Linked DNA regions of Homo sapiens: region 2 is linked to region 1. A link is a loop called in an ENCODE intact Hi-C map of the cell type or tissue named here. Cell type or tissue: endothelial cell of umbilical vein. All regions are shown on one strand. Links, peaks and the distances in the headings refer to the core of each region. The heading gives the core; the rest is flanking DNA. Region 1 overlaps ATP9A (ATPase phospholipid transporting 9A (putative)). Region 2 overlaps ATP9A (ATPase phospholipid transporting 9A (putative)).

Evidence for each region. Peaks named below come from ENCODE experiments on the same cell type or tissue, not always from the same donor. Only the 100,000 strongest peaks of a DNase experiment are listed, where the experiment ranks them.
Region 2: it touches region 1 in a loop (4-fold over the local background); 13 of 110 quality-filtered maps call a loop at or near these places.

Annotation. Positions count from the first base shown.
Region 1 is chr20:51,749,458-51,754,828 of GRCh38, forward strand. All of the region lies in intron 1 of ATP9A (ATPase phospholipid transporting 9A (putative)), which reads right to left. Among named protein-coding and RNA genes, the nearest start is that of ATP9A, 16 kb to the right of the region's middle. RefSeq lists enhancers at 392-1,002, 750-799. In endothelial cell of umbilical vein, for the core only: no CTCF peak of the experiment used is centred there; DNase peaks (open chromatin) are centred at 934 and 3,024; H3K27ac peaks cover 3,169 bases.
Region 2 is chr20:51,693,495-51,698,865 of GRCh38, forward strand. It overlaps ATP9A (ATPase phospholipid transporting 9A (putative)), which reads right to left. Exons shown (of 28, transcript NM_006045.3): 5 at 3,930-3,988; 6 at 2,599-2,650; 7 at 514-608. Among named protein-coding and RNA genes, the nearest start is that of ATP9A, 72 kb to the right of the region's middle. RefSeq lists a silencer at 2,056-2,350 and an enhancer at 5,066-5,371. In endothelial cell of umbilical vein, for the core only: no CTCF peak of the experiment used is centred there; DNase peaks (open chromatin) are centred at 2,327, 3,027, 3,147, 3,517 and 1 weaker place; H3K27ac peaks cover 2,579 bases.

The DNA.
Region 1 (5,371 bases), core at 80-5,079:
TTCACCATGTTGACCAGGCTGGTCTCAAACTCCTGACCCCAGGTGATCCACCCACCTTGGTCTCCCAAAGTGCTGGGATTATAGGCGTGAGCCACTGCCGGCCAGAATGTACTGTTAAGTGAACAATACATGTACTGTGTAGGGTATATTAATAATAGAATAAAAACAAAAAATCTATGTCTATTTATCTATATAAAGATGCATGGTTTTTTTGATAAATGCTTAAAAATTTCTAGAACAATACAGAAGAACATGGTAAGACTGGCTGCCTGGGGAAGGGTACAGGGTAGCTGACTAGAGAGAGTGGGAGGGAAACTGACTTTGCAATGGCTACACCTCTGTAGCTTTTAAGTATTAAACCATGTGACTCTGACTCAGTACACTTTTTTCTAATCTAAAAATAAAATAGGCCGGGTGCAGTGGCTCATCCTGTAATCCCAGCACTTTGGGAGATAGGCAGATGGCCTGAGCTCAGGAGTTTGAGACCAGCCTGGGCAACATGGTGAAACCCTGTCTCTACTTAAAAAAAGAAAAAAAGTCCAATAAAATTAGCTGGGTATAGTGGTGGGCACCTGTAATCCCAGCTACTTGGGAGGCTGAGGCGGGAGAATTGCTTCAACCCGGGAGGCGGAGGTTGCGGTGAGCCGAGATCGCACCACTTGCACTCCAGCCTGGGTGACAAAGCAAGACTCCGTCTCCAAAATAAATAAAAATAATAATAAAATAATAAAGCTCACCCCGCTGCCCAAACAGCACACAGCTCTGTCTGCAGCCTCTGATCTTGCCATGAGCTTGTAGGTCAGAGAGCAGACACCATTCACCTCCCCCAGGCCTGGCACACAAACGTGCTCCGTCACTAAGCGTGGGCTGATGACTCATTCTCCTGGGCCCTTTCACATGCCCCAGTGCCCAGCACTCCTCCCTCACCTCATGCATTTGTGTTTACCCAAGACACTCGGTCATAGGTTCTAACACAGACCTAGGCCACAGAGCCTGGCTGGCAACCCCACACAGCACGAGCCCAAAAAATTCCAGAAAACAGGACAGAATCCAGTGGAAGGCAATTTCCTAGACACCAAAACAATAAGCAAAAACATGAGTAAGTGCTGAGTGTGTGCCAAGCGCTGTGGCAAAGCCCTCAACGCGAATGACTTGCCTTGCTCCTCCCGACTGTCCTACATCAAGGGCTTCTATCCTCGCCCTCTTGTAGATGAGGACACTGCACCTCAGAGGGTCTTGCAGCCCATAAGGGACAGAGCCAGGATGTGAGTCCAGCAGGCTGACCCCGGAGCCAGCCCTCTTAGCTGGAGTCTGGCAATCTCATCTCGTTGTAGAATCTGAGAGCCACCTCTCAATTGTCTAGATGGCAACCTAGGGAGGAATCCAAATGGCAGGAACCCAGCAGAGACACACCAAGGGTCCCCACTGGCACTGCCAAGCCCACCTGCCTCCTCCCTCCAAGCCTGCTATGGCAGCTGGCACTGCTATGGGAGCGTCCATGAGCAACACACATTGGGGTCTAAGAGCTCTACGTCCAACAAGAGGCAGGAGGCTGGACGTGGCTCCTTCCTTGCAGCCATGGGTCACGCGGATAAAGAAGGGAAGGAAGAAGGGAGGGGCATCAGGAAGGAAGAATTCCCTTTTTCTCTGCAGATGAGGATTCCATTGTTTATCCTCCTTCTGGCTCCAGTGCTCAACATGTACCCTCACTGAAGCCCATTGTGGGCCCTGCCACCACTTATACCCCCAATGAATTAGGAATGCAAAACTCTTGAGATTTTTTAACGTTTCTGGGTTTTTTTTGTTTTTTTTTTTTTTTTTTGAGACAGCGTCACACTCCATCCCATGCTGGAGTGCAGTGACGCGATCATGGCTCACTGCAGCCTCAAACCCCTGGACTCAAGGGATCCTCCCACTTCAGCCTCCCAAGTAACTGAGACCACAAACATGCAATACCATGCCCAGCTAATTTTTTATTTTTCTTGGTAGAGATGGAGTCTCCCTATGTTGCCCAGGCTGGTCTCGAACTCCTGGGCTTAAGAAATCCTCCCACCTCCGCCTCTCAAAATGCTGGGATACAGGCATGAGCCACCATGCCCTGTTGCTCCTATTCCTTTTTGTTTGTTTTTTGTTTTTGTTTTGTTTTGTTTTGAGACAGAGTCTCGCTCTCCCCAGGCTGGAGTGCAATGGCGCAATCTCGGCTCACTGCAAGCTCCGCCTCCCGGGTTCACGCCATTCTCCTGCCTCAGCCTCCTGAGTAGCTGGGACTGCAGGCGCCCACCACCACGCCCGGCTAATTTTTTTGTATTTTTAGTAGAGACGGGGTTTCACCGTGTTAGCCAGGATGGTCTCGATCTCCTGACCTCGTGATCCGCCCGCCTCGGCCTCCCAAAGTGCTGGGATTATAGGCGTGAGCCACCGCGCCCGGCCGCTCCTCTTCTTTATTCACTCGCTCATTTAATCAAGCAGCCAGTATTTACTGAGCACCTACTAGGTGCCAGCCTTTGTGCTAAGCACTGGGATTCTCACAAGACAAACGAGGGCACTGCTCTCACAGAGCCTACATTTTGTAGGTGGGCAAGGTAGGAACAACAACAAAAAAAAAAAAACAAGAAAAAAAAAATATATGCTACTCAGCGGTAGGTGGCTCCTACAGAGTGAATGGTCTGGAAAGATGTCCCAAAGACACAGCTGAGCTGAGACCTGGGAGACAAGAGACAGCAGCTTACGAGCTGTGGGACCCTGGACTAGTTAATTAACCCTGCTAAGCCTCCGTTTCCTGGAAAATAAAACAATGACAGTACCTAGTATTGGACGATGCCATTAAGACAATCCACTTAAAATACCTAAGACAGTGATGCTGGCACCCAAGACACCAACGGAGTTTAACAAAATTCTTACAAGAAAAACTACTGTGTGTCACTAGAACGGAAGCCCCACACTGTCAGGGATTTCTCTCGCACGTGTTGACCACTATATCCCTAATATTAAAACTGCCAGAGACAGAGTAAGTGCTCAGGAAATATTTATGGAGTGAATAAACGGATGAATCAACAGTAGCTATTTTTAGTCTTCATGCTATAAACCTCTGTTAACTTTTCTGTGAGTGTGTAGAGATCTGGATGCCCTTTCAAACAGCCGGCAATTCTCTGAAATATCCAAAAACAAGGCCAAGATTCTTAAGCACTGGTTTTCTGTGGTATCACACACAAAACTGCATTTTTGAGTGCTTCTTTGTTGGTCAGGCTTATCCGATCCCAGTTAGGTGACTTCTCAGGCCCCGGGCAGGAGTCAGTGCCTCTCTCTACTTTCTCTTTGTTTGCTTTAGGAAGGGCCAGGATTCAGAATGAAAACATTACCTGTGGCCGGGTACAGTGTCTCATGCCTATAATCCCAGCAGTTTGGGAGGCCAAGGTGGGTGGATCACCTGAGGCTGGGAGTTCGAGGCCAGCCTGGCCAACATGGTCAAACCCTGTCTCTACTAAAAATACAAAAATAGCTGGGGGTGGTTATGCACGCCTGTAATCCCAGCTACTTGGGAGGCTGAGGCAGGACAATCACTTGAACCTGGGAGGCAGAAGTTGCAGTGAGCCAGGATGGCGCCATTGCACTCCAGCGTGGGCAACAAGAGCCAGACTCTGTCTCAAAAAAAAAAAGAAAGAAAGAAAGAAAAGAAAAAGAAAACATTACTTGTAAAGTGAAAATAAAATACAAATCAACTTGTGAGACTATAAGGCACTGGTTAAGTAAATTAGAGATGTCTATTCAAAGAAATATGCTGTCATTCAAAATGTCATTTGCATATGGCAAAACCCTGTCTCTATTAAAAACACAAAAATTAGCTGGGCGTGGTGGTGTGCACCTGTAGTCCTAGCTACTTGGGAGGCAGAGGCGGAGGCAGGAGAATCACTTGAACTCGGAAGGCGGAGGTTGCAGTGAGCCGAAATCATGCCATTGCAATCCAGCCTGGGCAACAGAGTGAGACTCCGTCTCAAAAAACAACAACAACAACAACAACAACAACAACAACAAACCCACGTTCTACATGGTTCCTAGTCATAAAACAATGTACACGCAGAAACAAACAGGAAGAAAACATCATCTGCTAAAAGGTTTGTGTTCATTGTGATTGTCTTTGAAGGAAAAATAACATAATACCAGCATTTCCTTTATCAGTTTTCTCTGTTCTCTCATTTTTCTTTTTCTTTCTTTTTTTTTTTTTTTAATGAGACTGAGCCTCGCTCTGTCACCCAGGCTAGAGAGCAGTGGCACGATCTCGACTCACTGCAACCTCCGCCTCCCAGGTTCAAGCAATTCTCCTGACTCAGCCTCCCAAGTAGCTGGGATTACAGGCATGTGCCACCATGCCCAGCTAATTTTGGTTTTTTTTTTTCCAGTAGAGACAGGTTTTCACCATGTTGGACAGGCTGGACTCGAACTCCTGACCTCAGGTGATCCACCCACCTCAGCCTCCCAAAGTGCTGGGTTACAGGCACGAGCCACCATGCCCGGCCTGTTCTCTCATTTTTTTTTACATAGATATGTACTCATTTTTCAATTAGAGGAAAACAAAGATTAGACTTTTTCACTGCTCCCCTTATAACATAAACTATTCAAGAAGAGAGTGCCTGGCCAGGCCCTGGAGCCTGGAGCCCCACAGGAGGACAGACCACCCTGACTTGACAATTTAAGCTCAGTGTTCCTGTGACTTGGCTAACCTATATGTCTAAAACTCAATCTCAGATACAGAAAAGGAAGCCAACGCTGGGCGCGGTGGCTCATGCTTGTAATCCCAGCACTTTGGGAGGCCAAGGCAGGTGGATCACCTGAGGTCGGGAGTTCAAGACCAGCCTGACCAACATGGAGAAACCCCGTCTCTACTAAAAATACAAAAAAGTAGCCAGGCCTGGTGGTGCATGCCTGTAATCCCAGCTACGCAGGAGGCTGAGGCAGGAGAATTGCTTGAACCCAGGAGGCGGAGGTTATGGTGAGCTGAGATTGCGCCATTGCACTCTGGCATGGGCAACAAGAACAAAACTCCATCTCGGGAAAAAAAGAAGAATAAATTTCTTAGGTCAGGCATGGTGGCACAGGCCTGTATTCCCAGCACTTTGAGAGGCCAAAAGTGGACAAATCACCTGAGGTCAGGGGTTTGAGACCAGCCTGGCCAACATGGCTAAACCCTGTGTCTACTAAAAATACAAAAAAAATCACTGGGCATGGTGGTGCATGCCTGTAATACTAGCTAGTAGGAAGGCTGAGGCATGAGAATTGCTTGAACCCAGAAGGCAGAGGTTGCAGTGAGCCAAGACCACACCACTGCATTCCATCCTGGGCAACAGAGTGAGACACTGTCTCAATAAATACATAA
Region 2 (5,371 bases), core at 273-5,272, 56 kb before region 1:
AAATCTTTGGAGGGTTGTTTTTTTTTTATTTTATGGTTATTACTTTTATTAGATACAGGTGTCACTATGCTGCCCAGGCTGGAGTGCAGTTGCTATTCCCAGGCACAATCATGGCTCACTGCAGCCTCGAACCCGCAGGCTTAAGCAATCCTCCCGACTCAGCCTCTTGAGGAGCGGGGACTACAGGTGCATGCCGCTGAGCCTGGCCTACCTTCGTAGGTTTTGAGCAGAGGAATGGCATGCTCTGGCTTACCTTTTCAATTTTGGTGAGGCCCCTTGGCAAGGCTCCTTATGGTTTTTAGCTTCCCGCAGGAGAGCTCACTCCCTGCACTCGGGGTCTGCTTTGGTCACGTCAGGAAAGCCAACTAGGCCCAGGGGCTCTCCAGGACCCCACGCTCCCCTACTGGCCCCACTTCACAAGTTGCCATCCCATGCCTGGCCCCCCAGGTATGAGTTTGAGAACCCTGCTAAGATAGGTTGCCCGCATGGGCTTCTGCAGGGAAAGCTACTCACGGCGGCCGTGGGGAGCCTCTGCGTGCAGGCCACGGGAAGCCGCAGCTTCCAGTCCGTCTCCCCATCCAGCTGATCCGTCCGCAAGAAGCATGACCCTGTGGAAGGAAGTCGGGTGCCGTCACCTGCACCTCAAGCACCCTTCCCTTGGCAGCTCTGGGCAGCGTCTGCTCTGGTCCTTGTAAAAACAGCCAACCAATGGCCAGCGACCACAAGAGAAAATACATATCCTATCTCCTACTTCTTCCATAATAAGCTCTGGGGTCAAAAAGCTCAGAGTTCAAATCCTCACTCCGCCACTCCCTCTGAGTGGGATCCCCAGCTAGTTTCTTGGACTTGTCAAGCTTTAGTGTCTGTAAAACGTGGAGAAACGCAGACTTCGCAAGCTTGCTGTAAAGATTCAATGGGGAGATAGAACGGGGACGAGCACAGGTTGACCAGCATTCCGAGCCGTCTGGCCAGGCATCGCCAGCACCTTCTCAGGACCCAAACCACCTGAGTGCAGGTCCAGGCTCTGCCACGTAATAGCTTTGTGCCCTGAGAGTTGCCTATCCTCTCTGAGCCTCAGTTTCCTCGTGTGTAAAAGTGGAGATAGGAACAGCACTGACCCTGTAGAGATGTTGTGACAATTAAAGAGCTGATTCGTGCGCAGAGTTCAGAACAGGACTGATCGATCCAGGCAAGCACTAGGTCATTATGGGCTGGCACATTTCAGAGGTGTATCTTTCAGTCTGACATACAGATCCGTGCAAGTAGTCAGCTGTATACTCCATCAGATACAGAACATACCCCATTCACTGCCACTGCAGTTCAGTCTTTGAGAACTATTAATGTAGAACACTCATAATTTTGGTTTGTTTGTTTGTTTTTTCAAGAAAAAAAGAGCATGTCAGGGGCCCTACTCCATAATGCTCTGTTTTCACTAAATAGGACACAAGAACGAATTTAAAGACAAAGCTGCAGTTTTTCAAAGGCTGTTTTAATCTAGTGCCTTTTATCTCCTGTCCTGATTACATATTAGTATAAAATTTTACTTGTACTTTAATTCTATTCATAATGAAATACGTTGCAGCATCCTCAAAGGAATACGAATGTAAATTTTTCATGTATTCAAAAAACCTCCGATCATGCCAGATAAGGGAAAAACAGCCTTATTTCCTCAGAACAGCTTAAATAACAAAAATTAAAACTAAGGCCATTTTGGCCAGGCGTGGTGGCTCACACCTGTAATTCCAGCATTTTGGGAGGCCAATGGATCACTTGAGGTCAGGAGTTCGAGACCAGCCTGGCCAACACGGTGAAACCCCGTCTCTACTAAAAATACAAAAATTAGCCGGGCATGGTGGTGCACGGGAGGCTGAGGCAGGAGAATGGCTTGAACCCAGGAGGCAGAGGTTGAGGTAAGCCGAGATCGTACCACTACACTCCAGCCTGGGCGACAGAGCAAGACCCGGTCTCAAGGAAAAAAAAAAAAAAAAAACTAAGGCAATTTTAGTAGACTCATAGGGTGGGCAGGCAATGACAGCTGCCACCCTAGGGAACAACTGCAAGGAGTTAAGGGCCTTGTAGGAGACTTCAGAGATTCCCACCCCACAAACTCAGGCTACAATAAATAAATCAATAGGTGCTATAGGCAAGGTCCCCTGACTCATGAACAAAGGGCAGAAAAGACGCCCACCTCTCCCCAGTTTCTGTACTGCCCCCATCATGACACATCTGCTGGTATCAGCTTAGAAGAGAAAGGATTTCTGTTTACTTCTACATGGTAGAGACACTTCCTCGTCCCAACTCCTGAGGTTGAGCTTAACACAGCCGGGAGAGGAAATCCAAAGCCACTGTATGCGTGACTTTACCAGCTGTGAGTCAGCCGGTGTTCCACAAACTGTATTTTTTAATGATCACAATCTATTGACTTTTAAAACACCAACAACACTGTTTAAAAAGCACGGTCTATTTAAAAAGATGCTTTTGATTTGCCTCCATGGCTCCAAAATGATAATCTACTTTGTGACATTTTCAAATGATTATTTTGCCAAATTACCACTGAAAGGTTAATGGTTATTTTCCAAATTGATCTCAGATGTTTACCGTTTTTTTCTGATGTCCTCAGGAAGATCATGTCGGCAGGGACCCGCTGGTTCTGTGTTATGAAAAGAAAGACTGTTACTGTGAATGAATGACCGTGTGCTGTGCGGTGGGGAGGGGGGCTTCCGCCCCCACCCCCAACCCCTCGGTGGGTTGGGGCAGGGGGGACTGAAACTCACAGACTCTTTTACGTTTCTGCCTTTGTCAAAGACAGATTTGGGGATTTATTTTGTTTTGAATCTGAAAAATCTTGCACACTGCTGCTACTTTACTAATCCCCTATCAAAATCTTATCTTGGAAAGAGAGCTTCTAGTTTTCTGGCACATTCAACCATTACCTCCCAAAATCCCAAAAGCCTGCCTCCCCAGCTGGCTCTCTTCCAGGCTGTCTGCTGAGACTCAAGACAGACCCTCCTCTCTCGCTTTCTGCTTCTACCAACTTACCAGCTTGATGTTTGGCTTTTAGTGGATTTTAATAAGGAAGGAAAGTAGTAAGAAGCAACAAAAGCCATTCTAAAAAAAACTGGGGGGTGTGGGGAGCCAGTAGCCCCCATTTAATTATGAACAGAAAAGTATGTGATAACATAGATGGGGGTTGTGTGGTTCTTCTGAGCTGCCACCCAAAAGAGTTTCACTTTACCTTAAAGCAGCTTTGAGTTCTTGGATTTAATCCCTTTAAAAGAGCATAGCTCAATTTCTACAGAAACAAGTTAAGACACAACCCTTTTCTAATCAAATATTATTCCAAGCCTCTCCAGAGCCACCCCTCAAAATCCAATACCTTCCAAATATACACACTAGAAAAAGACATGAGTGTTTGCTAAAGTAGCAAACATACTGACACGGCTATTTTTTAAAATGTATTTTTGGTCTTTTTACTGTTCTCAGGTTACACTTAACCCCTGCTCCCCATAAAATAATAGACAAGCACAATGGTTAGGTCAGGAAATGCAAGCTAAAATGGCTCAAAGGGTAAATTAGATAAATATTTTAAGTGTCTATGTAGTAAGCAGACTTCTAGGAAAAACTTTATGATATTTTTTATCCCAAAATAATAAGCACATCGAACAGGAAATCAAAACTTGTACTTGTGTTTGTAAGCAGGATTTCTGGCTAACCAACGCATATAAACCTTGAAAAAATATTTGTGTGTGTGTGTGTCTGTGTGTGTGTGTGTCTGTCTGTCTGTCTCACAGGAAAGAGATTTTTCTCCCCAGGCAAAGTTTTTGGATAGAATCCCAAAATTCAACATTCACTTCGTCTACCAGATACACAAATGACACATTAGGACCCATGAAGTGGTATCCACACACAAGCTTCCAGATTCTGCTCACCTTTTCAACGATGATAAGGTCTCCAACTTGGATGTTAGAACTCTTCACCTTCACTGTGCCTGCAAAGCAGCAGGTTCAAGATACATCACCATCTTAATTCATTTCAATTCAACACGTCTTTACAGAGTGCCCAGCCTGCAAACACACAATACACCCAGAAGTACACGCTCCCACACACAGCTGCCAGTGACTCCAGCACCATTATTTCCTGCCTCTCCAGGAAAGGGTTCAACCGCTACAGAGGCCGTTGCAGAAATAAATGCCCACTTCACAGGGCACTGGAATAACTTCAGCCCTTCATGAAAGATCATTTATTTGCCTTCAGAGTGACTTAGATGGAAAGTAGTGGGGGGAAAAAAGTCTTAATTTTCAACACCACTTAACAGTGACTTAGATGCAAAGTACCGGGGGAAAAAAGTCTTAATTTTCAACACCACCAAAAAGAAAGAAGCTAACTAATTCCAAATGACTGATTTACTTTTTAATTTATAATTGCTACATGCTTTGATTTATAGGATTATGATCAGACTATATAATTTTTGCTGGATGTTTAGATAAACAGTAAAAGCTAACATTAAATGCTAATTCTGTGCTCAGCACTGTACAGATTTTGAAGGTTTCATTTAATCTTCACAATAGCCCTCAGAAGAAGGTAGTTCCATCTCCAGCTTTCAGACGAGGAAAGGAGACTCAGGATGTCCCACCTTCCCCCAAAGTCTCAGAGTTAGAACAGGTCAGTGCTGGGATTCACACCTGCATCTGACTCCACAGTACAGAATAAAAGCAGTGAGTTCCATTCAACCCAAAAAACATGACTGGGCCAGGCACAGTGGCTCACATCTGTAGTCCCAGGACTTTGGAAGGCCGAAGCAGGCAGATGGCTTGAGCCCAGGAGTTCCAAACCAGCCTGGCCACATGTCAAAACCCTGTCTCTACCAAAAACATAAAAATTAGCTGGATGTGGTGGCACATGCCTATAGTCCCGGCTATTCGAGAGGCTGAGGTGTGGGAGGATCGCTTGTGCCCAGGAGATAGAGGCTGCAGTGAGCCGTGATCATGTCACTCCGGCCTGGGCAACAGTGAGACCCTGTCTCAACAGCCAGACAGCATTTACTGAACGCCTGCTGTATGCCAGGCGTTCTAAGGGCTGGGGATACGTGAAACTCAATTCCAGTGGAGGGGAGGAGGCAATAAACAAATAATGGATGAAAGGGGTTGGAGAATCAGAGGGGTGGCTGTCAACAAACTCTGTGGGAGAGTTGAGGCCAGAATTAGACAGACGAAGGACACTGTGTTTACCAATAACAGACGAAAGGCACCCTGAGATGTGAGAAAGTGGGACAGGTGAATAGCTAACAGCATGCACACGGCCAAAGGCTAGAACTCCTTCAGCAAGACGTAAAGCATCAGGAAAGCAGGGAACAGCGAGAGATGAAAGTGGA